Linked DNA regions of Mus musculus: region 1 is linked to region 2. A link is a loop called in an ENCODE intact Hi-C map of the cell type or tissue named here. Cell type or tissue: left cerebral cortex. All regions are shown on one strand. Links, peaks and the distances in the headings refer to the core of each region. The heading gives the core; the rest is flanking DNA. Region 1 overlaps Myl4 (myosin, light polypeptide 4). Region 2 overlaps Gm11639.

Region 1 (12,282 bases), core at 2,535-7,534, 270 kb after region 2:
TCAATTAGTGTGACTTCGGATTGGACTGTTAGAATGTTTAATTTTAAAATTTGCAGTTTGAGTTGCTGCCTTGCCTTTATTTAAAAATCATTAAAGGAGGGTTAAGGATGTGGCTCAGCCAGGAGAGTGCTTGCCTAACAGTGGGCAAGGCCCTGGGTGTGGTGACACATACACTTCCAATCTCAGCACTTGGGACATAGAGGCAGGACGGTCAGGGTTGAAGGGTCAGAGGTAAAAGTCAGCTTTGGTTATGTATAATGAATTCAAAGGACTGCATCCAAAATTGATTAAGGGCTGCTGGCAGGAAGTTGGCTCTCTTCATGGATGTGGCCCCTTTGAGGTTGCCCACAGTCCAGCAGACAGCCTGGTAGCTATGCACGTGCTGACAGCACTAAGGAGATTCCGAAGTCAGTCTGAAAAGGGAGAGTTCATAAGTCTGCAAGAGAATCATGGGAGGGAAGGTTAGGAGAAGGATTGTAAGGGAAGGAGATAGGACGTGGGTTTGATCAAAACATTATATGCATGCATGAAATTCTCCATTAGCAAAAAAACAAAAAAAAAATCCTAATTGTTAAATGAATTTTCGGTTGAGATCGGAGGAGAGGAGCAATTTCTGAAATAACCCTGAATGTATTGCTAGCATTTCATATGCTGTATTGGTGTAAATTAGTACTGTGTCCTATGTATTGGTTTTCTTTGTAGCAACGGTTATAAAAATCAAGTATCAAGCAACTCAGGAAAACACTGAAGATGATCTAGATTTGTTTTCTTAATTAAATGCTTAGACGTGATTTAATTCTCCGTCTAAAAGTGACCAAGCACATCCATCTTTTACATGCAAATTGGCTTTTATCTTTAGTCAGCGGTACAACAATATGAATGTCAAAGGATTGTTTTAAAATATATTTCATCAGGGCTGGAGAGATGGCTCAGCAGTTAAGAGCACTGACTGCTCTTCCAGAGGACCTGAGTTCAATTCCCAGCAACCACATGGTGGCTTACAATCATCTATGATGGGATTCAATGCCCTCTTCTGGTGTGTCTGAAGATAGTGACAGTGTACTCACATACATGAAATAAATAAATCTTTAAATATATTTATATATGTATTTAAATGTATAAATATATTTAAATATATGAATATATATTTAAAGATTATATATGATTTATATATTATCATTTATTTATATATAATATATGTATGTATATGTATCATCATGATTCTGTGTGGGTGCTGAAAATCAAGCCAGGATTCTCTGCAAGAACAGCAAATGTTTCTAACCACTGTGCCATCCCACCAGGCCAGCCCAATTTTCTTTTATAGTGCCTCTCTTATAACATCTGCCTTCTACTTGGTACACTTTACATGTGGTGTGCAAAGACACTACTCTGCTTCCATGCTAGACTTAATATTCCTTAAGGGCAAGAATTTGATGCTATTTGAGTCTATAAAAACAACAACAACAACTCAAAAGTCCAAGCAAACTATCAGCCAGGCACTAGCATATATTACAAAGGCTTTGTTCTAATTCAAGGGCGAGGAGGGATTGTGACACTGCATGATGAGCAAGGCTCTGGGTTTTATTTCCGTGAGAAGAGATGAGAAAAGAGGGAAAATTAATTCTAATTAAAACAATATCAGCAATAAAATACCTCAGATAAATAGCAAGGTAATGTATGAATCTCGCTACATTCCAATTAGTGACAGCTTTTTACATTAGTCTTGGCCCTTTTCTTTTTTTTTTAATTTGGATTTATTTATTCTTATTCTGTGCGTATGGGTTTTTGCCTGTGTGTATGTCTGTGCACTACATGTGAGCCTGGTGCCTGTGGAGGTCAGGAAAGATCATTGGATCCCTTAGAACGAGAGTTACAGACCGTTGTGAGCAACCATGTGGGTGTTGGGAATCAAACCCGCGTCCTCTTAGCAGCTGAGCCATCTCTCCAGCCCCCGTCCCTTCTTGTGGAAGCTCAGAGGAACTGAGTTGAGAACTGAGATGGGTGGGAATTGAATGGAGAAGGAGCAGGACTAAGGAGACCATCATTTGAGTCTCCTGTGATGCCCCAGGCATGAGAAGGTGAAATCAGACCAAACCAGCCAGACTCAGCAGCTAGCTCACCGTGTTCTCTGACATCAAAGTCTCCCATGGAAAACAGACACTCTAGCTCTCTGTCCCTACATCAGCTCAGTTACACCGTGATGCTTCTGTCGCCAACAAGTCATAGCATATCTGATGTCGGCAAATACAAAATGACTAATATTCTTTGCAACTAGAGGCTGGAGAGATGGCTCAGACGTTAAAAGTACGTACAGCTGAGAACCAGAGTTCTATTCCCAGCACCCTAGTTGGATAGCTCACAACCAACTACAACTCTGCAGACACCTCCACTCACATGCACAAACCTACACAGACACACTCACGCACATAAGTAAAGAATAAATCTTTGGCCAGGTGGTGGTGGCACAGGCCTTGAATCCCAGTACTCCAGAGGCAGAGGCAGGTGGATCACTGAGTTTGAAACCAGCCTGGTCTACAGAGTGAGTTCCAGGACAGCCAGGGCTACACAGAGAAACTGTGTCTTGAAAAAAAACCCAAATACATACATACATACATTCATACATTCATACATACATACATACATACATCTTTGAAAGTACTCTTTTACATATGACCAATGTTCGTGAGATGGAAATTATTCTTATTTGACAATGGACTCCATCCTAAAGAAAAGCTAAACTAGGAGGGGAAGGAGCCTGTAAGTGCTGAGCGCCAAAGACAGGGAGGGAACACGACCGTGGTCCTCGGAAGATGGAAGCCCAGTGCAAAGCATCAGGCTCTGAGAAAAGGACATTGGAAATGTGACTCCAGTAGTAGGGGAGTCTGCATCCAGGTGAGGGGCACGTGCCCTACACAGATCCAGAAAGTTCTGGAAGGAGCACCGGGGGAGCACGGGGCATGGCAACAAACAGGTGTAACCCTAAGGGTCAGGAAGCAGAGCAGGAGCAGGCCGGCTCTGTGATGAGACAACCCCTGAGCTGAGGCAGAGGAGTTCCGGGAGGACGTTCCCATTGCCAAAAGAGGGACCACAGGAGAAAAAGCAGCAACTGCCTCCCTAAACCAAAGTAAGCCCCCAAGGAAGGGCAAGGGTCAGGGGTCAGGGGTCAGGGACCAGGGGATGGAAATAAAACACACGTTCTGGGAAAAATGAGAAGAACTGTTGTCAAGTTCATGGTGGCCTGGGAGGAAGACTGGCCTGGCCAGATGCAATGTCAAAACATCCAGTGAGAAGATAAACAGAATCCCACAAAGGCTCCAAACAGCACTTCTTGACCTTGTATGGATCTCTGACCCCTCCCCCCGCCCCCCCGGAAAATATGATAGCAAAGCACAAAGCCTGTTCTTGGAAAAAGGAGTACACAGAGGCCTGCGAGAGTCTTTTATGGTTAAGAATTCCTGTTTCTGCGCACAAGGAATGAGTGGTACTCGGCAGGGAAATTCTAGCTATGTAGTTTGCAAACAATTAAATAAGGAAACAGGTGAGACTGACGGGGCTGAAGGAAGAGTTCCACAGCATTTTCTCATACGTCAGGACGGGGAAAGCTAAGTGCTCTCCTTACAGACCTCAAGTTATGACAAGGAGCTGGCAAAGAAAACCTTAGAACACCTGAGTTCAAAGTGGGATTGAAACACAATCTTAAAGTCTGGGGGTTAGCTCGGGTAGTAAAGAGCCTGCCACACAAGGGTAAGGATCTGAATTCGGATCCTCAGACCCCACATAAAAATTGGCATAGGCTGGTCAATGCCTGTAACCACAGGACTGGGGTGGGGGAAGAGGAGCAGATACAGAAACAAGTAGATTCCTGAAGCTCGTTGGGCAGCCAGCCTTGTCAAATAAATGAGCTTCCAGTTCCCTGAGAGACCCTGTCTCCAAATAAATAGAGGGAGAGGGAGGCGTGGGGGTGGGGGTGGGGCACAACTGGCATCTACCTGTGGTCTCTGTATCCATGTGCACACACATGTGCGCCTGCGCACACACACACACCAGACACACACAGACCTACAGAAAAAACTACAAACACCACATTCATCAACCAATAAATATAGAAAGATAGACGGACAGATTCAATGTTAAAAAGTGGCAAACAGCCAGGCGTGGTGGTACACACTTTTAATCCCAGCACTCGGGAGGCAGAGGCAGGCGGATTTCTGAGTTTGAGGTCAGCCTGGTCTGCAAAGTGAGTTCCAGGACAGCCAGGGCTATACAGAGAAACCCTGTCTTGAAAAAAAAAAAAAAAGAAAAGAAAAGAAAAGAAATCTACTCATGTGCATTATTTCGAGTGAGTTCTCTCTCACCACTTCAGGTTCAAAGCCCATATACACAAGATTCTTTCTATCCAACATAAGGCTGTGGAGCTGAGTTCAGATCCCAGCATCCATATACAAAAGCACCTCCAGCAGCTACCTCTGTGTCCTAGTGAGGAGTAGTGTGGCTGTGATGAAGCACTATGACCAACCGTAAGCTGGGAAGGAAAGTGTCTATGTGGCTCACACTTCCACGTCCTAGTCCATCACCGAAGGAAGTGAGGAACTCAGAGAGGGCAGGGACCTGGAGGCAGGAGCTGATGCAGAAACCATGGAGGGATGCTGCTTACTGGCTTGTTTGTGCATCCTTGCTTGTTCAGCTGCTTTCTTATAGAACCCAGGACCCAGCCCAGAACAGCACCACCCACAATGGGCTGGGCCCATCAATCTCTAATTAAGGAAATGTCCTATAGGCTTGCTCAGTCTTATGGAGACATTTTCTCAGTTGAGGCTCCCTTCTCTCTGATGATGCCAGCGTGTATCAAGTTGACGTAAAACTAGCCAGCATCGTCTGTAATCCCTCTATAGAGGGAGAGAGAAGTGGGTCCCTAGAGCTCACTCTCCAGCTGGTTGTACCAAATCAGTGAACTCCAGGTTCAGTGAGACATCTAGTCTCAATGAATGAATGAATGAATGAATGAAGTAGAAGGCAAGCAAGAAAGCTCATCAGTGAAGAGTGTCCTCTGCTCTTCCACAGGACCTGAGTTCAGTTTCCTGCATCCATATCAGACAGCTCACAACTAAACACAGACACACACACCATACACACAATTAATTAACTAAGCATAAGAAAAAAGTTTTAAACATGACGCAGTCTGCCTTTTTACCTTACAAGCTATGGAACCAAGACAAAGTGGGAACATGATTTAGGAGCCAAACTGGGTCATGCCAGGAATTCATATTTCCACAACAATGTCCTCTCTGTGACCTGCATTGCCAAACGTTGTGATGAAGCTTGCAGGCTAACTAACGGCTGTGCTTCCTTTTAAAATAAACAAGCTCTGCGTTTGTCTAAAGGCTCAAAGATAAGCTAAGTGACTCCTGGAGTTTCTTCCAGCCCAGGCTAAGCACCTCAGACACACACTCGGGCTTCCTGCTGGAAGCACACTGTTGCAATTCCGCCATCTACTGGTAAGAACTGAACATGGCACCCTAGCCATCACCAACATACATTACCTTAAATGACCCAGTAACCAGGGTTTTTGCAGGACGCCAAGCACATGGTGGCACTGTGCTGCTAAACACTGCCTTCGGGTGATTACACGACCCTAGAAATCTAAAAGGTCTCTAGCTCTGACATCTTCAGCTGTCTCAACCCAGTGGCTCTGTTACGGAGAACAAGCTGAGAGTTCTGTTTAAGGGGTGTGTTCATCTATAACAGTGGGGAAAGCATCAGGGAAGGGGCAAGTCTGAGTCGTATCTCAAAGGGTTAGAATAATTTTAATGTTGCTGCCCTACTGATCAGTCAGGCAAGATGCACCCCCACCACAATGGTAGCAAATCGGAGACTGGCTCCACAAGAACAAAAATCACATCTGATACTGTAAAACTGGCCAAAACTGGCTGGGAGATCAGAGCCCTTAGTGAGGAAGGGGCAGCTCTTGTTGTGCTAAGTGGATGTGATATGCTTCTCCTGGCTTTCTCTGCTATTACACAAGCCAGTATTCTGTGCCTAGGGAATGGTACCACTCTCAGTGGCTGGGTCATCACACCTCAATTAATATAATCAAGATAATCCCTCATACACAGACAAGCCCACAGGCCAACCTAATTACATAATTCCCCATTGAGACTACCTTCTCCTGTGATTCTAGATTGTGTCAAGTTGACAATTACCACCAACTCAAAAATATTTGGGCATTTTTGTTGTTGATGATAATGGTGGTGGTGGTGATGATGATGATGGGAACTGAGCCATAGATGGTAGACAAGAGCTGACCAATGAGCTATGTTCCCAGCCATTACTATCACTATTATATCTGAATGTTCTTGAATGGGGACTATAGTTCCCACCTCCTGGGCTGCTGGAAATGGCTGTTATCTTCTCAGCACAGGGACAGTCACACAGTAAGAGTTCAGGACATTGATTGTGGGTTGTTTTGTTTGTTTGTTTGTTTGTTTGTTTATCGCTCTGAAATTTGCATTTGTCCTCAAAGGTGCCAATTTCATGGTCACATCATCTCTAATGACCACTTTCCTCAAATCCTTCCCACAGGTAGCAGAGACTGTGGGCCGGATCAGGAACTCGGTACTGAGTTGGGGAAGAAGGCAGGGGCGTCCTTGGGAGGGGGAATTCTCCAAGCCAGGTTCTGTTCACAGCCTCCGAGTCATTCCCTCTGATAAGGGGACTTTCCAGAAAGCTGCACTTCCGACCTGGAGCAGACTGCTCCATGGAACCCTGAACGGAGGTGGCTGAGACGGGCCTTTAGGGTCTTCCTCACAGCAACTGCCCTGTGTCCCATCACTTCCCATCAACCCATAGCAGGGCCAGAGCCTTCCTTAAGTCATCCCCATTGAGGTAAAAGGACAGGAATCTCTTCCATCTTCATGACGGTCCCCAACACAACAAAGGAAACATACTGACCATGGCAGTTCCCACAGAGTAGGAAAAGCTCCAGAGCCTTTTCATCAGTGGACAAGATGGCCAAGAAGCACCAAGCACCTCAGCTCATCAGAACAGCTCCCACATGGGGAGACAGTATACAAGGGACTTCAGTGCCTGAGGGTGTGTGCAGGATAGCAATGACACCAGCCCTGGACCTCAGTGGAAGGAGACCAGTGAATGCACTTCCGTTTTTGTTTGAGTGTGGTTTGGCTGGTGGGTTGGCTATTGTTTTGCTGTTGTTGTTTTGTTAGAGGTTTTATAGATGTATCTAATTTTTCCCCTTTGATTTTGTTTATGAAACAAGATCTTTCTATGTAGCCCTGGCTATTCTGGAACTCACTACGTAGTGAGTCTGGTCTGTTTTTCAGGTACCAGGGGCACCATGCTCAGAGGAAGCACCTCATGTGCCCACATCAAGAAACCAGGACCAAAAGCAAAAAATAAAAAATAAAAATAAAAACCATGCTCCCATGCTCTATTGGGACAACACGGTGGCGTGTTCCTCAGCTATAAAAGGTTGGCAATTTAGACACAAACTACAACATGGATGACACGGGATGGATAGGACAATCGCTGCATGAGCTCATTTATCTAGAGTAGTCAAAGTCACATACACAAAACACAGAGTGCTGATTGACTGGGGTGTGGGTGGCACCAATAAGTACTTCCCGGGAAAGGACCCAGAGCCCATTGCATGCTGGGCAAGTGCTCTACCATTGAGAGACATCTCCACTTCATGTAAATAGTCTTTCTTTTCCCCCTTTTAAGATGGTGCGTGTGCGTGTACGTGTGCGTGTGCGTGTGTGTGTGTGTGTGTGTGTAACATGTGCATGAAGGTGTCCTCAGAGGCCAAGATGGCGTTGGACTCCCTGAAGCTAGAGATACAAGTGCATATGAACCCCTGGACATGGGTGCTGGGAGCCAAATTCAGGGTCCTCTGTAAGAGTAGCAAGCACTCTTGACCCATGAGTCATCTCTCCAGCTCTACAATGTGACTGTCCTTAACACTGTTGATTGTAAAATTGCTTATTGCGCTAAAGTCTGTATTCTAGGTGTTTTAAAGTGCTGGGGACCTAACATAGACTAAGCAAGTGTGGAGCTAACACGGAGCTAATTTTTTTTTTAAAGCAGGATCTCTTGTAGCCAAAGCTGGCCTCAAAATCACTATGTAGCTAAAGATGATCGGACCTGCCTTCACCTCTCCACCACTGGGATCACAGCTGTGTGTTTCCAGGTCTGGAGCTATTTCCAGGAGGGGAAAGGAGAGGAAGAAGCAGAGACTGGGTGAGGGACCCTGACAGCCCCAGGGGGTCACTTCCCACTTCCTACCTCCTGAGGGGCGGGGAGGGTAGAAAAGAAACTTTGTGGTCCTTACTTCTGCCTGCCCTTCAAAGGCCTCTCCCTCATGTGTCTGACGCCTCTACTTCTAGATGAATCCTCGGCCTTTTGGCTTTGTCTCCACGATCCAAATCGTTTCTCAAGAATACAAGGCCTCAGGTGACATTATCTCACACACACACACACACACACACACACACACACACACACACAAATTAACTCCATTAATTAATGTTTAAAAAAACAAAACAAAACAAAAAACAAATCAACGGAGGGATTAATGAAACTCCAAGCTGGGGCTCTTTATTTCCAGGGAAGGTTGTGGGTCAGAGAAGCCATGTGAGTCCAATACTCCGTAACAGTAACAGCCGCTGTGGATCTCTTGCTTTCTCACGCAGGGCCAAGCACCTGAAAGACAGTGCCAGGTGAAGAGAGTGTGCAGCTCCCACATCCCACGCCCTCATCAGAGCCCTATCACTGCGAGGGCGCTACACCAAGGGGCTGAAGGAAAGAGGCATAAGTCAGGGGCTTCACCCTGGAGTGGGCTTTGCCTCACCCAGAGCCTGTGCTGTGCCCAGGCCCGAAAGACCTAGGGAGAGACAACAGGGTCTAAGAGTAAAGGTCAAAACAGGACATGGCCCGATAGTTGTTGTTGTTATTGTCTGTTTGTTTGGGGGTTTTGGTTTTGGTTTTTGGTTTTTGTTTTCCTCTGGAGCTGAAGTTAGAGACAATAGTGAACTCCTATGTGAGTTGTGGCAATGAAACCTGAGTCCTCTGGAAGAGCAGCAAGTGCTCTTAACAGATGAGCCATCTCTCCAGCCCCCATAAGGAGAGGGGATTTTTTTTTAAGATTTATTTATTTATTATATGTAAGTACACTGTAGCTGTCTTCAGATGTGCCAGAAGAGGGCATCAGATCTCATTACAGGTGGTTGTCAGCCACCATGTGGTTGCTGGGATTTGAACTCAGGACCTTCAGAAGAGCAGTCAGTGCTCTTAACCTCTGAGCCATCTCTCCAGCCCGGTTTTGGTTTTTTTTAATGCCAGCTTGAGTTATCTGAGAAAAGGAACCTCAGCTGAGAAAATGCCTCTATCAGATCAGGCAAATCTGTAGGATTTTGTTTTGTTTTTTGTTTTGTTTTGTTGATTAATGATTGATGTGGGAAGGTCCAGTCCACTTGAGGGAGTGCACTGTCTTTCAGGTGCTTGGCCCTGTGTGAGAAAGCGAGAGATCCACCGCGGTTCTTAGGAGTATTGGACTCACACGGCTTCTCAATTGTGAGACACCCCTCAATTGTGTAAGAAGCAGGCTGAGAAAGCCACGAGGAGCACAAGGAGCAAGCCAGTTCACAGTGCCCCTCTGTGACCTCTGTCTCAGTTCCTGCCTCCAGCTTCCTGCACTGAGTTCCTGCCCTGGCTTCCCACAGCCCTGATGGGACCTGGGACCTGAGAGCTGTAAGCCGAATAAACCCTGCCCTTCCTAGGTTACCTTTCGGTCATGGTGTTTATCACAGCAATAGAAACCTTACCTCAGAGAAGGCAGAAGACAGGGGGCAAGAGGTTATAGAGTTAAGGAGAGAGGGCTGGAGCCCCCACCCCCCACCCAAGCCCCAGGCTGCCCTCCTATCTTAGCCCCACATCCCAGGCACAAGACTTCCAGGCCACATGGTACTGTCTGCCCATGAGCCCCAGAAGGACCTTGAGGAAGAAGTAGAACTCACCCTGGAGAAACGTGCTTTACCCAGACATGATGTGCTTGACAAAGGCTAGGAAAAGAGAAGGAGAATCAGCCACAGCGCCCCCTGGAGCTCTGCCCTCCTCTCCACTCCTTAAACTTCTGTCCCCATACTTTCAACCTTGCCACACCCTCTCTGCAGGTGGCAGCTCTCTTATTGGAGGGCTGGTGGAGAAGGTATAAGAGCAAAGGGACCCTACACTCTGCTGTGTCCCCTCTGTGCTGACGTCAGACAGACAATGCATAAACGGCATCGTCACTACAGACCCCACAACCTTAAGGAAGGTGTCAGCATGCCCACTCCCCATCTGAGAAGACTGAGGCTCAAAGATAGGAAGTGACTTGTTCTAAGTCACAAGGATGGTTTATCACAGAGCTCTCCTGAGCCAATGAGATGGATCAGTGGGTAAAATCTCTTGTCACAAAAGCCTCACAACCTGAGTTCAGTCCCCAGGAACCAATGGCAGAAGGAAGTATTGATCTCTGAAAATTGTCTTCTGACCTCTGAACACGGATGTGCACCTGTACCCACACCCATAGCATATGTACACGCACAATAATAATATACATGTTAGTGTCTCTTCTATCATACCAGATACTCACTCCCAAGATGGAGAAAACAGCACCCAGTTAGAATCTGCCACAACCCATCTGAGACACACATCCTGCAGCCTCTGGGCTGGCTCATCCCATCCCACGCCGCTCTTCCCCTGGGCACTTCAGAAAGCAAGGAAAGACCTTACCTTCATAGTTGATGCAGCCATTGGCATCCTCCTGCCCAGACAACAGCTGCTCCACCTCTGCCTCGCTCATCTTCTCTCCTGAGGGTGTGGGAACGGGGTCTTAAAGGCAAGTGGCCAAATAGGGGGAACTGAAGCACTCATAAGGCTTAGAGCCCACCCTGGGTCTTTGAAATGGTTAGTGCCACACCTCAGCGAAAGCTCTGGCAGGATCTCCGGATATGCTCTGAGGCCTCTCCCCTCTGCCTCTCCCCTCTGCCCACAGCACAGTGGTAAGGTTGGAAAACAGGCCCTGGATTAGAATTTGCCAAAGGCGGGGGCCCTTAGATACACCCCACCTTATGCCCTTGGCCCCTCTTATCCAGACATTCGCATGCGGCTTTCATCCCCGCCCAGCGGACGTACCCAGGGTAGCAAGGACATGCCGAAGCTCTGCACCCATGACTGTGCCGTTGCTTTCTTTGTCAAAGACCCGCAGCCCCTCCACGAAGTCCTCATAGGTGCCCTGCTCCTTGTTGCGGGAGATGTGTTGCAGGATGGGCAGGAACATCTCGAAGTCCAGTGTCTTGGAACTCATCTCTTTCAAAGCGCATGATGGCAGACAGAGACCACCACGTAAGTAGATGCTCAGGGTGGGGGTAGGGGTGCGGGTAGAGGGGAGGGAGAAAGAGGTCTCTTCCCAGCCCTGACAGTGCAAGGCTTAGGTCCCAACTGCTTCTGGGTGAGACGCTCCACCAATGGCAGGCAGAGTCATGGAGATAAACCAATAGGATTGAAAAGAACAAACGCCTTGTAATTGTAATTGTAATTCTGCGCTGGGCCGGGTCATTAGACCATTTCTGTATGGGTGCTGAAATCAATCACATTTAGACATTGACCCCCACACTGACCTTCAGGCTTGGGTTTGCCCAAAACGCGCAGCACCTCTGCGTTGGTGGGGTTCTGGCCCAGGGCCCGCAGCACGTCCCCACACTGCCCGTAGGTGATCTTCATCTCTCCCGTTGGAGTCCGGTCAAACAATGAAAAGGCCTCTTTGAATTCTGTAGAGAGACACCCAGCTATAGCTCCCTGCCCCCAGAGAAGGCGGTGGCTGGGATTTGCTCGGTGACGTAGTTAAAGGATGTAACATCCCTTCAGTCACTGTTCCAGGCCGTCCTTGGAAACTGCTCCTACCCCATCTTCTGACAACCAAAGCCTCCTGGGGACGCCATGACCTATCCAACACTACTAGTCTTTGGCTCTCTTCTCTCGGTCAGTTATAGGCTTTGACTGTTTCCCTGTTTCTCCTCATCCCGCACCCTTCCCTGGTGAGTCTGACTAGAAAGCGTGGAGCAGTGAGAACATCCTTGCCCCGTGAGGCTTTCCCTGGTTTTCAGCTCAGCTCTGCCTAGGAGAGTAGGAAAGCCAGGCTGGGTCTCAGTTTCCTCCTGCTTTCCCATCATCCCTGTCACTGTGAGTGTCCCCAAGAGGTGGCAGGGTATGGAGATGGCCTATTATCAG
Region 2 (12,282 bases), core at 2,759-7,758:
ATTTTGGTCAAGCATAGCAAGCTGAGAAAGGGGAAAATGTATGGGTCATATATTAAAGAAGAAACAGGAAGTGGAATGGAGCTGAATCCTGTGTTCAAGGAGATGAATGGTTAAAGGAATGATGCCCTCAGAGCTTATTGTTTATGTGTTTGCACTTGAACAAGGGATAGTTATATCTAGGCATTATGATGACCTATTCGTTGCTTTCCTTTGGACATAGGAGATATGATCATGTGTCACATTGAAAAGGGATGAGTTGTGATGGCTATTGTTGGTGGTCGACCTGCCCATATCTGAGTTCAAGGTAAATCTACAGAACAAGTTCCAGGACAGTCAAGCTTAGGCAGGGAAGTATTTGGAAAACATAAAGCTGGTGATAATGTAATGGAACAAGGGGGCCATGTTCCAGCCCCAGCAAGCAGTAGAACATGGAAGCTTCTGCCATGTGGCTCTGGCTTTAGAGTCAATAATAGAAGGAACTACTGGGACAATTGATGCTGATTAGCTGGAGCTGAGAAATTAGCGGTGATTAAGAAGAGTCCAGCATCACTGAGGTAAAATATTCTGTGAAGTATTTTCTGAATGCACAAAAAGCTGTGTTCCAGAGATATCCAAGGTTGTACCTCATGCTGCAACTGAACTTGGTAATGTATAAGAATCATCTAGGTGGTACTAGTTTTGTAGACATGAAGGGTTCATGAAGAACAGTTGAAGCTTGGCATTCTGAGAGGCCAGGAAAGGCCATTAGTAAAGGTACAGCCTCAGTTATAGTTGACAGACCAAGACTGAATGTGTCACGCAAAGAAGTTGAGGCTTAACACCACGAAGAGAACTTATGAGAGCCTATTTGTGAAGTATAGTTGCATTGGAAGACCCAGCATATTGGAGATGCCAGTACCATCGGTTGACCAAGAACAAGCAGCAGCAATGGAGTGCAGTCAACCAAAGCTAGAATGCTACAGAGGGCAAAGCTGGAGAAGTGACCCTTTGGAGGAGCACAGAAGATCATGTGTGGATCCCATACATTAGAACAAGAAGCTGTAAGATTGAAGTTCCCTTGGGTACCCCAAGATGTTAGAGATGCCAGAGGCATGGAATGCCTGCTTAGAAAAGCTCTTAATGGAGTTGAGCCAGACCAAGAAAAAGAAATGTGTTGCAGTCAACAAAGATGAAAGGAGTTGGAGATCTGAAGAGTGCTTTTGACACCAGACATGGAGATTCAGAGTTTAGAGTTTATCAACCTGGTTTTTGGTCTTGCTTTTTTGGTCCAGTATTTCCTCATTATAACATTTTGGAATAGTAATATATATCTGCAGGAAGCGGTGCCACCACAGGCCCTGTGAAACCCACTTGCTGCCTTGCCTGAGCATGCGCAGTGAGGCTGCATGCGTGGGCTGCATGCCTGGACTGTTCCTCGTGATCGGGACCTGTCAGTCTATCTGTGAATGACCTGAGCTCGTGCCTGGAGCGTGTGTGAATTCTGATTGGATGAGGTGGGGTGGAGCTAGAAGGAGGTGAGTTGGCGAGAGTAGAGGAGTAGTTTTAGCCCTAGCCATGAGTAGTAGAGTAAGAGAAGCTGTTGTAATAGGAGTAGTTTAGCCCTTGCCCTAAGAAGAAGCTGCTGGGGAAGAGAGCTGTAAAAGAAAAAGCCTGAAGTAAAGTTGCTGCGTGAACCCAACTTGGTGTCTGAATCGTTCTTGTTGCTGCGGGCCGGAGACTGTGGAGACCGGAGACCAGGACATATATATATCTGTGTTGTTGAAAGTATATGATCTGCTTATTTATTTTGATTTTATGGGGATTATAGTTAAGAGATTGAGTGAACCTCAAAACAGACTTTGAATCTTGGACTTTTAACATTGTTGAGACTGCAAGACACGATGGACTTTTGAAGCTAGACTAAATGTATTTTGCATTATGCTATGGCTAGGTATGCCCCACCCCCATAAACTCATTAGTTAGAACAAGCCTTTGTGGGACACGGAGTGGAATGGGGTGGTTTGAATATGTCCGGTCCATGGGAAGTGGTCCTATTAGGAGGTCTGGCCTTGTTAGGGGAAGCGTGTCACTGTAGGGATGAGCTTTGAGGTCCTATGTTTTAGCTCTAGTCAATTTGGAAGAGACTCTCTTCTTAGCTGCCTGCAGAAGAGAGTTTTCTCCTGGTTGCCTTTAGACAGATCAAGACGTAGAACTCTCTGATCCTCCAGCACCATGTCTGCTCGCATGTTGCCATGCTTCCTACTGTGATGATAATGAACTGAACCTCTGAAACTGTAAGCGAGCCCCAATTAAACGTTGTCCTTTATAAGAGTTGCCTTGGTCATGGTATCTCTTTACAGCAATGGAAACCCTAACTAAGACACAGTGGATCTACCTACTACCCAGCTCCTTCATCTAAAAGTCAAAGAACACTCAGAAGATGGAGTAGAAGAGCTAGCCATGAGCAGATCTCATCAACTAAGAATAAAGCTAGAGTTTGATAGCTTTGAGACTGAAGGCAGGAGGAGATCAAACTCTGGAGTAGCTTATCTTTTATTTGCTGTTTCATGGGCTTAGAACACTGATGTTGTTCAGGAGTATACTGGATACCCACAATAAAATCCCTGTAGCAAGGATATTAACACTCAGGAAGACCTGGTACCAGTTTTAGTGCTGCAGTGGCTCTCCAGATTCCCAATGCACTCAGGAGACATCTGTGGGGAGCCGCCCTCACATTCGCCGTTACAAGATGGCGCTGACATCCTGTGTTCTAAGTGGTAAACAAATAATCTGCGCATGTGCCAAGGGTAGTTCTTCACTCCATGTGCTCTGCCTTCCCCGTGACAACTCGGCCGATGGGCTGCAGCCAATCAAAGAGTAATACATCCTAGGCGGAGAATAATTTTTCTTAAAAGGGACGGGGTTTCGCCATTCTCTCTCTTGCTCTCTTGCTCTGGCTCTTGCTTCTGGCTCCTGAAGATGTAAGCAATAAAGTTTTGCCGCAGAAGATTCCGGTTTGCTGCGTTCTTCCTGGCCAGTCGCGAGAACGCGTGTAAGAGTTGGTGCCGAAACCCGGGACGAGAAGACCTGGGACAAGAAAACCCGAGAGGAGAAAACCCGGGACGAGAAATCCTGAGATGAGAAAACCCGGGACGGTTACCATCACCGGCGCAAAGAAGATCCCTCATTCCGGAACCAGAACTGCGGGTCATGGTAATGAAGTGTTCCCGTAAAACAGACTGTTGAGAAAGATTCAACTGCGTGAATTCAAAACTCTTCAGCTGGGGAATGGTGGTAATGAAGTGTTCCCATAAAACAGACTGTTGAGAAGGATTCAACTGCGTGAATTCAGAACTCTTCAGCTGGGGAATGGTGGTAATGAAGTGTTCCCGTAAAACAGACTGTTGAGAAGGATTCAACTGCGTGAATTCGGAACTCTTCAGCTGGGGAACAGGGTACCCGTAAGTATAGCTTTACAAGGTAAGTCTGGCCTTGAACTTTCTAACGAAATTCAAGACAGTCTATCAGAAGTAAAGTGGGAAATAGCTTTACAAGGTATGTTTGGCCTTGAACTTTCTCTAGTGTTAGGAGCCCTTTTGTTCCTTTTCACATGTTATCAAGCGGTTAAGACAGGGCTGAAAATTCTAGATGAAATTCAGGGCAATCTATCAGAAGTAAAGCGGGGAGAGAGAGTAGGAGCAAAGAGGAAATATGGTACACAAAATAAGTACACAGGCCTTTCCACGGGTCTTGAACCCGAGGAAAAGTTTAGGTCAGGTAAGAATACCTGGGGAGAGATTGGAAGGAAGGAGAAGGAAAAAGAAAAGAAAAAAGATCAATCAGCGGAGGCTTCTAGGAGAAGGAGCCTATACTCATCACTAGATGAGCTCAAGGAGCCAGTTCTTAGTAGTTCTGAATCAGATGAAAAGGCTATTAGGGCCTGAAAGGCGCTCTCCCGAGCAGGTGAAGCCACTGGACAACTAACAAAGATCGTCCAGGGACCTCAGGGGTCATTCTCAGATTTTGTGGCCAGAATGACAGAGGCAGCAGAGCGTATTTTTGGAGATTCAGAGCAAGCCGCACCTCTGGTAAAACAGCTCATTTATGAGCAAGCCACACAGGAGTGCCGAGCGGCCATAGCCCCAAGAAAGAACAAAGGTTTACAAGATTGGCTCAGGGTTTGTCGGGAGCTCGGGGGACCTCTCACCAATGCAGGCTTAGCGGCCGCCATCCTCCAATCCCAAAAATGCTCCATGGGCAGAAATGAATCAACGCATAGATCTTGTCCAGGAACAACTAGATGCATTATGGCAAATAGCTCAGCTGGGATGTGAACAAAAGTTTCCGAGATTGTGCGTTACTTCCATTCAGTATGAGAAATTTACTAGGGCAGCTAATTTGTCAAAAGGTCTTTCTCAGTATATGTTACAGAATTGGATGGCTGAATTTGAACAGACCCTTCGGGAATGAGACTTCAGATCAACTCCACGCGCTTGGACCTGTCCCTGACCAAAGGATTACCCAATTGGATCTCCTCAGCATTTTCCTTCTTTAAAGAATGGGTATGGGTGGGATTATTTGGAGATACACTTTGCTGTGGATGAGTGTTGCTTCTTTGGTTGGTCTGTAAGTTTAAGGCCCAAACTAGGAGAGACAAGGTGGTTATTGCCCAGGCACTTGCAGTACTAGAACATGGTGCTTCCCCTGATATATCTATGCTTAAGCAATAGGTCGCTGGCCATTCAGCTCTTGCACCCCACGAGGCTAGTCTCATTGCACGGGATAGAGTGAGTGTGCTTCAGCAGCCCGAGAGAGTTACACAGCTAAGCACTGCAGTAGAAGGGCTCTGCGGCATATATGAGCCTATTCTAGGGAGACATGTCATCTTTCAAGAAGGTTGAGTGTCCAAGTGTCCTTCTCCCCAGGTAAAACGACACAGGACCAGACCAGGACCCCTCTGGGTGATAAACCTGGAAGGAGGTTATGTGTACGGCTCCTTTACCTGCACACTGGGGATTTGACCTCTATCTCCACTCTCATTAATATGGGTGGCCTATTGCTCTTATTAAAAGAAAAGGGGGATCTGTGGGGAGCCGCCCTCACATTCGCCGTTACAAGATGGCGCTGACATCCTGTGTTCTAAGTGGTAAACAAATAATCTGCGCATGTGCCAAGGGTAGTTCTTCACTCCATGTGCTCTGCCTTCCCCGTGACGACAACTCGGCCGATGGGCTGCAGCCAATCAAAGAGTAATACGTCCTAGGCGGAGAATAATTTTCCTTAAAAGGGACGGGGTTTCGCCATTCTCTCTCTTGCTCTCTTGCTCTGGCTCTTGCTTCTGGCTCCTGAAGATGTAAGCAATAAAGTTTTGCCGCAGAAGATTCCGGTTTGCTGCGTTCTTCCTGGCCGGTCGCGAGAACGCGTGTAAGAGACATCCTCTAGTTAAATCATTAGCTTTCACATGATCTCTGGAGTCTCGAGACAGGGAGGGAATCGGCCCAACCTACAGAATGCAAGGCTAAGTGTCTCCAGCAGAGGTTCCTAGTACACAAAGAAAAAAGACTACCTCGGTCAAGACAGCTCTGGTGGATACCAGACATTTCATCAGTGCAGACTTAGCAGCAGCATAAATCACAAGGGTAAATAGAGTCTACATTTAAGGGCCAGGTGAAGGTACTCTTAACATTTCCTGTCTCATTTTGTTGTTGTTGTTCCTTCACCCCCACCCCTGTGATTCCTTGATTTCTGTTATTACAGATTACTACATCATAGATAATAGTATTTTTACTTTATTGAGTTTTAGCATATTTTTTGTTGCTCTTCAAATATTCATGTAGTTAAATCTATGCATTTTTAAATTTAGAGGCAATATTTTTTCCTTTTCCTAGTTTCTAGTTTCTTTCTTTTTTCCAACTTTCTCCTTATTCTCTACTTTTAGTAGGATTTGTTTTTACTTTACTTTTTTCCTGACTGTTCATGCACACACACACAGACATACATGGATATGTGTGTGTATATGTGTGTGTGCGTGTGTATACTACAGGTATTTACATATGTGCATGTATGTCATGAAAGTAGAAATGAAGAAAGGATGAAAAGATCTTAAGCTAAGGGGAAATGGAGCTGATAATGGAGTATGTGTGAAAAGGAAACTGGAAAGGGGCCTAATTAGGGCATGGAATGTATGTGGTAAGGAAGCTGGAAAGTGGACTAACCAGGGCAAAGAAAGGGGATTGCTGGGTTAGAAGAGGGCATGAGGGGTGTGTGTGTGTGTGTGTGTGTGTGTGTGTGTAGGGGGGTGTCAATGGTAAGAATGAGAACAAAGCATACTGACATACATGCACAAAGATGCCTTATAATGCATTAATTTGTACAATTTCCCAAAGAATTAATTTAAAAGCATTTTGAATGAAAAGAATGGTTCAAGAGTATGTTTGGTAAAATCGACACAGATAATACACTTGTAAAAATAACAACGTACTGACAGGATTCTAAACCCAGAGAACACCGCCCAAGCTTCAGATCCACGAGCCTTTCGTAGTCACTTACATTTGGAGGTAACCGCCGTTTCCAACAACCTCTTCTTGTACACCTTCCCGTTGGCTGTGAGGGCAGAAATCAGGTCAGCAGAGGCACTGAAGCAAGGGACTACTAAAGCTCTAACGTCATGATTCACCCTAGAAGAGCCGCACTTCTGATTTACAAAAGATGGAAAACAACTCTCAAACTGAAAAATGTTCTGAATGTGTCCTCCTAGGTCCTGGGAGAATTACAGCCAACGTTCCACCCTGCTAGACCACAGCAGAGGTGTTCTAGTTGGTCCCTGTCCTCTCTTTAACTTCTCCACTTTTTTCTCCCAGAACTTTCTCAACCATTCACCTTTACACATAAACCTGTAGAATTTTGAAGTTATTTTTCTCACTGGATATAAAAAAAAAATAAAAGTAGGCACACCTTTTTCTAATACGAGATAAACTACTAACGGTGCAGATCATTGCAAACTGCAATAGCATAGTTTGGATTACTTTCTAATGAGTGGGATAGCTTCTAAAGTTTTTTGTTTGTTTGTTTGTTTGTTTGTTTGTTTGTTTTTAGCTTTGAAATATAAGTAGTCATGAAAGTTAAAAAAAAAAATTAAACAAAACTTGTGGTGTCACTCCCTATGAAAACACACAGACTGTACACCCCCTTCTAGAGCTGTGAAAGCCAGCCAGCAGTAAGAGAGTTCCCTATAACCCAAGAATGCAGTGTTTTCAGCAAATAGGCTCTTGCTATCTAGTTATGGTGGGAACAATGCACAGTGACAGTATTCTATATCGTTCTGGGGGACTCTGAGACCTCTCTGACCAACTTGTCACAAGGAGGGAACCTGAGTCTGACACTGAGATTTTTATTTAATAACCCATGTCTTCTGGGAAATCTATTGTTCACCCACATGTGAGACCTCTGCTCAAATTATTTTTCTAAAGGAAAAAAAATCATGGTTTTAATTAGCTTACAAACAAGTAGGGTTTCATGTGACTTCTTAATACTTACGGTTTTTATTTCCATTAATTTATTTATTTATTCACTTTACATCCTGATCATAGGACCCGTCTACCAGTACCCCCTCTCACACGGCCCCTCCCCTCATCTTCCCTTCCCTTTACCTCTGGTTACCAACCCACCCTAGCACCTCAAGTCACTGTAGGACTAGGCACATCCTCTCCCACAGAGGCCAGACAACGCAGCTCAGCTAGAAGAACATATCCCACATAAAGACAATAGCTTTTGGGATAGCCCCGCTCCAGTTGTTTGAGCCCCACATGAAGACCAAGCTGTACATATGCTATATGTGGGGGGAGGGCTGGGTCTACCCCTCAAATGCTCTTTTAATTGGAAGTTCAGTCTCTTGGAGCCTCCAAAGGTCTATGCTGGCTTTTGGGTTTTTTGTTTGTTTGTTTGTTCGTTCATTTTTAATGCTTACCATTAACTGGAAGCAGGCTCTCTAATTGGGAACATTCATTTTCTGTGAGCTCTATGCCCATTTTTTCCAAAGCACTTTTTATATCTTTGATGTTAACTTGTCCTCCTTAAAAATAAAGAAACTGAATGTAGGTAAGAGTGTAAATGAGACAGGAAGGCCTCTGACATTTAGAAAACATAAATATTTGCTTATTAACCAGCAGCTTCCCAAGCTCCCCACTTTGTGCCTCGAGACGATTACACCAATCACCACAAAAGCAACTGTCCCTTAAAATGGAGACTCCCCAGTTATGGGACACAGCCGTAAGGGACACAGGTTAGAGAGTATAAATCATTTACAACACCAGGGACAGTTGGTCCAAATTCAGCAGTTCTGCTTTCCTTAGTTATGAGCGGTATTATCTTTAGTTTTATCTAACTACTTAATGTGCTAGCTCAGCTCAGGGTGCTTTTGCTCCGTACAGATTTCTTTCTACTAAGAAATTAAGAACATTTACTATTTCAGGTTTACTTTTTTGTATATTTGTTTGCAACCTACTCCTGTTTATCAGACATCTCTCTGAATTTCTCTGAAAGGAGAGATGTTGGCCTTGCCCAGAATACTAGTCATCTGTCGGTCTGCATGCTTAATTCTGAGCTCTGCTCTTTGTCACCAAATGAGTAACAAAAAGGAATGACTCAGCCTACATGTCAGAGCTTTAGCTCCATGTATGCCCTAGATTGCATAGCATGGACCCATTACGCACTCTACCCAAACTCTGTTAATTTACCACATTTTCACTTGTTTCTTGTATTGTCTTAAAATGGCTTAACACATGCTGTGTCCATAGCGTTTTGACTGTGACCCAACCTTTCTGTTCTGTTCTCTGGGCTTTCTTACTTAATGTTAAATACGTAAGCTTTGATTGCAACAAGAAAAAAATTCTTCCTGGAGTTCATAGTATACATATTAAGGTATAGTTTAGAGTATATCTTGGAGAATAGAGAACTTTCTATCAAGGCACTACACTGGCATATATTAAATATGGGAAATCCAAAGTTAGAGTGATCATGTAATATATCATGCACAGAACTACTTAGAGTATAAAAGGCAGTTAAAATAATTTAAATTTGTCCATCTCACTGGTAAACCATAATTGTCTAGAGAAGAAAAATGCTCTTATGAAAAAAAGTAGATAGTTTAGGCTTCATGGAATATGAAATGTTTATCACAACTACATAGCTTTATCATGACAGTGTGAGAGAAGGTATCAATAGTACAGAAGCTAACAGAGATGACTACCATACAATAAAATGTTTTCCCCAAAAATTATTTGGCCGAAAGTTGTAGTTGGCCACTTGGTGTTCTGGATAATTACATAGAAATATTTTCTGAACTGAAGTGATAAAATGATAGAATGAAATGTGAGAGTCAGACGGAAAGCATCAGAATGTGTGTGGGTGTAAGAGGAAGGCCATTAAGCAGAGCTCTCTCTCACCTGTAACTTTTGTCACTGCAAGTATCAGTTGACTGAGTGGAATTTTTTCATCATCTGTAAGAAAATGCAAATTTTATCATTAATTTTTAAAAGCCTCATGTAAAACAAATCAGAAGCTGGTAAACTGAAAAAGAAGAGACAACCCAAAATCCATTAAGTTTTAATCTATATCTTTTATCTTTATCTCTTTATCACTCTTAAGAATACAAACCACAGATATTCTATCTAAACTCCACATATCAGAGGGGAAATTATGCCAATTTTAATAGAAAAACGAGAAAGCACTATTCTTCCCTTCTACAAAATTGCCCTCCTGCACATCCTGCCCTTTTGAGAATGTAGGAATGAGACTCTTTATGGTATCTATTTTTACATTTGATCATAGCTAAAATTCCAAGAAGCAATACACTGAGTCTTAAATACGATTGAAGCACTATCAAGGCAAAAACCACTTTACAGGCAGGATACAATAGAAATCAGTTGTTTTGTTTTGTTTTGTTTCAATAAGGGAAGACTCTGAGCTGAAGATAAAGAACTGATTTTTTTTTAGCAAATAAATGAAGCTCATAAGATGTATACATAAATATATATTGTTTATAAAAAACTGTAGCATGGGAGTGAAATGATGGATGGACTCAGGACAACTATTTGAGGAATATTAAAAAGATCACAATTAAGTCATTGCTTCTCATTCTTAGTCTCTGAGCTGCACCTTTACTCTGGTCTTTGTGAGGTTGTGACTGTGTCACTGTGTATGGTGACCTTAAGATCTAGAAGAATGCCAACCAATTGGCTCAGCAGGCAATGGTACTTGATGCCCAGTGAACTTAGACCCCCGTGATGTACTGTGAGAACTGATTCCTTCAAATGGTCTCAGTGCTCCCCACATGCAATGTGACATGTACAATTGTGCGAAGCATCCATAGTCCCATGGCTAGTTGTTTCCGCCTCACCTTGCTAGTTCATAGCTCGCCTCTAAGACACTAATGAACTTACGGGTCTCTTCCTCAGATAGCAGAATCCTCATTAGGCTCTCTTGCTCCTTTGATATAAGCTTCACTCCCAGGTTTTCCAGGACAGACTCCACATTACCAAGTTTAACTTCTCCTTCTGTAAAGCCACACAGGAATAGAAAAGGAATTTAAGACACAAGTGTATTTTTGCACATGCACTATCTGAATTTAAAGGTTTTAGTTTTTACTGTAATGAAGACAGAAGAGAAAAATGCACTTAAATGAATAAGACTTTTATTCATTTTGTTTGAACTTCCATTTAGCTCATATAAGAGCATTAAATAACCAATATAAAAATCAGAAACCAGACAGTAAGGAAGCTCACTGGGGAGAGACCCTTGCCTCCAAGCCCGAGGAACTGAGTTTGATCTCTGGGACTGTCATGGTGGAAGGAGAGGATCAATTCCCAACAAGTTGTCCTCTGTACATGCACACACACACACACACACGGAGAGACAGAGACATAAACAGAAACACAGAGAGAGACAGACACAGACAGACACAGAGAGAGGGAAACAGAGACAGAGGGGGGGGCAGAAACAGCAGAAACAGGAACAGATATGATAGAGATGAGAGAGAGAGAGAGAGAGAGAGAGAGAGAGAGAGAGAGAGAGAGAGAGAGAGAGGAGAGAAAGAAACAATCCATGAAATGAGATCTGGGGAATCTTCCCTTTGCTGTGATGGGTTATAGGTCACCATGTCCAGTTTTTATCATATAGTATGGGTATGTGCAAGAAGGTAACACGAGGAGGACTCAACTGGACCACTTTGGTTGCAGAGATCATTAAGAGTGATGTCAGTTGGAGGCTGGACAGATAGTTGCTGGGCAGATGTCCTAAAAATAGGCCTTTGGGATTGCTGTTGTTGTGTCTTATTAAGGTCTTACTGTGTAGCCCTGGCTGGTCTAGAACAAACTGTGTAGACCAGGCTGAGATTGTTGTTGTTTATTTATGTTGTTGGAGGTAGGGTTTTCCTGTATCATTCTGTTTTTGTCTGACTGAACTCATGACTCACTATCTCAGTCTGGTAAATGCTAGATATTTTGATTATATATGGCTATACCTAGCTAGGAATATTGTGTGTGTATGTGTGTGGTGGTGGTGGTGATGGTGGTGGTGGTGGTGGTGGTGGTGGTATTTTTGTGCAAGGCTGTGACCTTGACAGTATCATAGAAATTATGATGAAAATATATGAATAGACAATCTGCACAAAGGGATATAGACAATGACTCAGGCTCGAAACAACTAAAGCAAACCTTAAAGGTTTCAGATGTCTCTGCTTTTCTCTTCACACTCTTCACTTACCATTTATGCATTGTACAACATCCAACATTCTGTTCTGAAATGTATGGTCCAAAGCTATTAAAAAAAATGGAGCAAACCATGTCAGAAGGGAGACGTGAGCTCAACTCTTTTATTACTTCAGTTAGGCATCTATATAAGATTCTGTGAGTGAACTCATTATTAGTGAAACAGAGTAATAGGAAAGAATACTGTCTCAGTGTGACACACACACATATGTACACATACAATGTATGCACACTTACAGTTTTGGTAACTAAGAACAGAGATAAGCACATGATGGTCAAGCAATCCTCCTCCCATTCTTCACCTTCTTTTCCCTGTCCTCCCTCCCTCCTAATTTTCTCCCTCCCCTCCCCCTCCACCCTCCCGCCCCCTCTTCTTTCTCTTATTCACAGTTTCCTTTGTTTTCTTCTTAGAATTCAGTCGCTGCCATAGTCTAGAAGAGGACCCTTTTCCGTGTTCCAATGACAAAACTTATGGCTGAAGGGTTTGGTAGATGACAGGGAAATCTAAGCAGCAGTGCCTTTAGTTTTCTAACTATTT

What was found. Hi-C counts contacts between places; a loop is a spot of excess contacts. Peaks named below come from ENCODE experiments on the same cell type or tissue, not always from the same donor. Only the 100,000 strongest peaks of a DNase experiment are listed, where the experiment ranks them.
Region 1: it touches region 2 in a loop (2.2-fold over the local background); 2 of 42 quality-filtered maps call a loop at or near these places.

What each region holds. Positions count from the first base shown.
Region 1 is chr11:104,583,518-104,595,799 of GRCm38, reverse strand. It overlaps Myl4 (myosin, light polypeptide 4), which reads right to left. Exons shown (of 7, transcript NM_001355755.1): 3 at 11,673-11,822; 4 at 11,188-11,361; 5 at 10,786-10,863; 6 at 10,029-10,073; 7 at 8,585-8,715. The coding sequence ends at 10,045. Among named protein-coding and RNA genes, the nearest start is that of Myl4, 12 kb to the right of the region's middle. In left cerebral cortex, for the core only: a CTCF peak has its summit at 5,500 (motif pointing left); a DNase peak (open chromatin) is centred at 5,497.
Region 2 is chr11:104,852,742-104,865,023 of GRCm38, reverse strand. It overlaps Gm11639, which reads right to left. Exons shown (of 108, transcript XM_017314877.1): 27 at 11,740-11,793; 28 at 10,419-10,532; 29 at 9,423-9,476; 30 at 7,946-8,050; 31 at 6,529-6,582. Among named protein-coding and RNA genes, the nearest start is that of Gm11639, 78 kb to the right of the region's middle. In left cerebral cortex, for the core only: a CTCF peak has its summit at 5,517; a DNase peak (open chromatin) is centred at 5,495.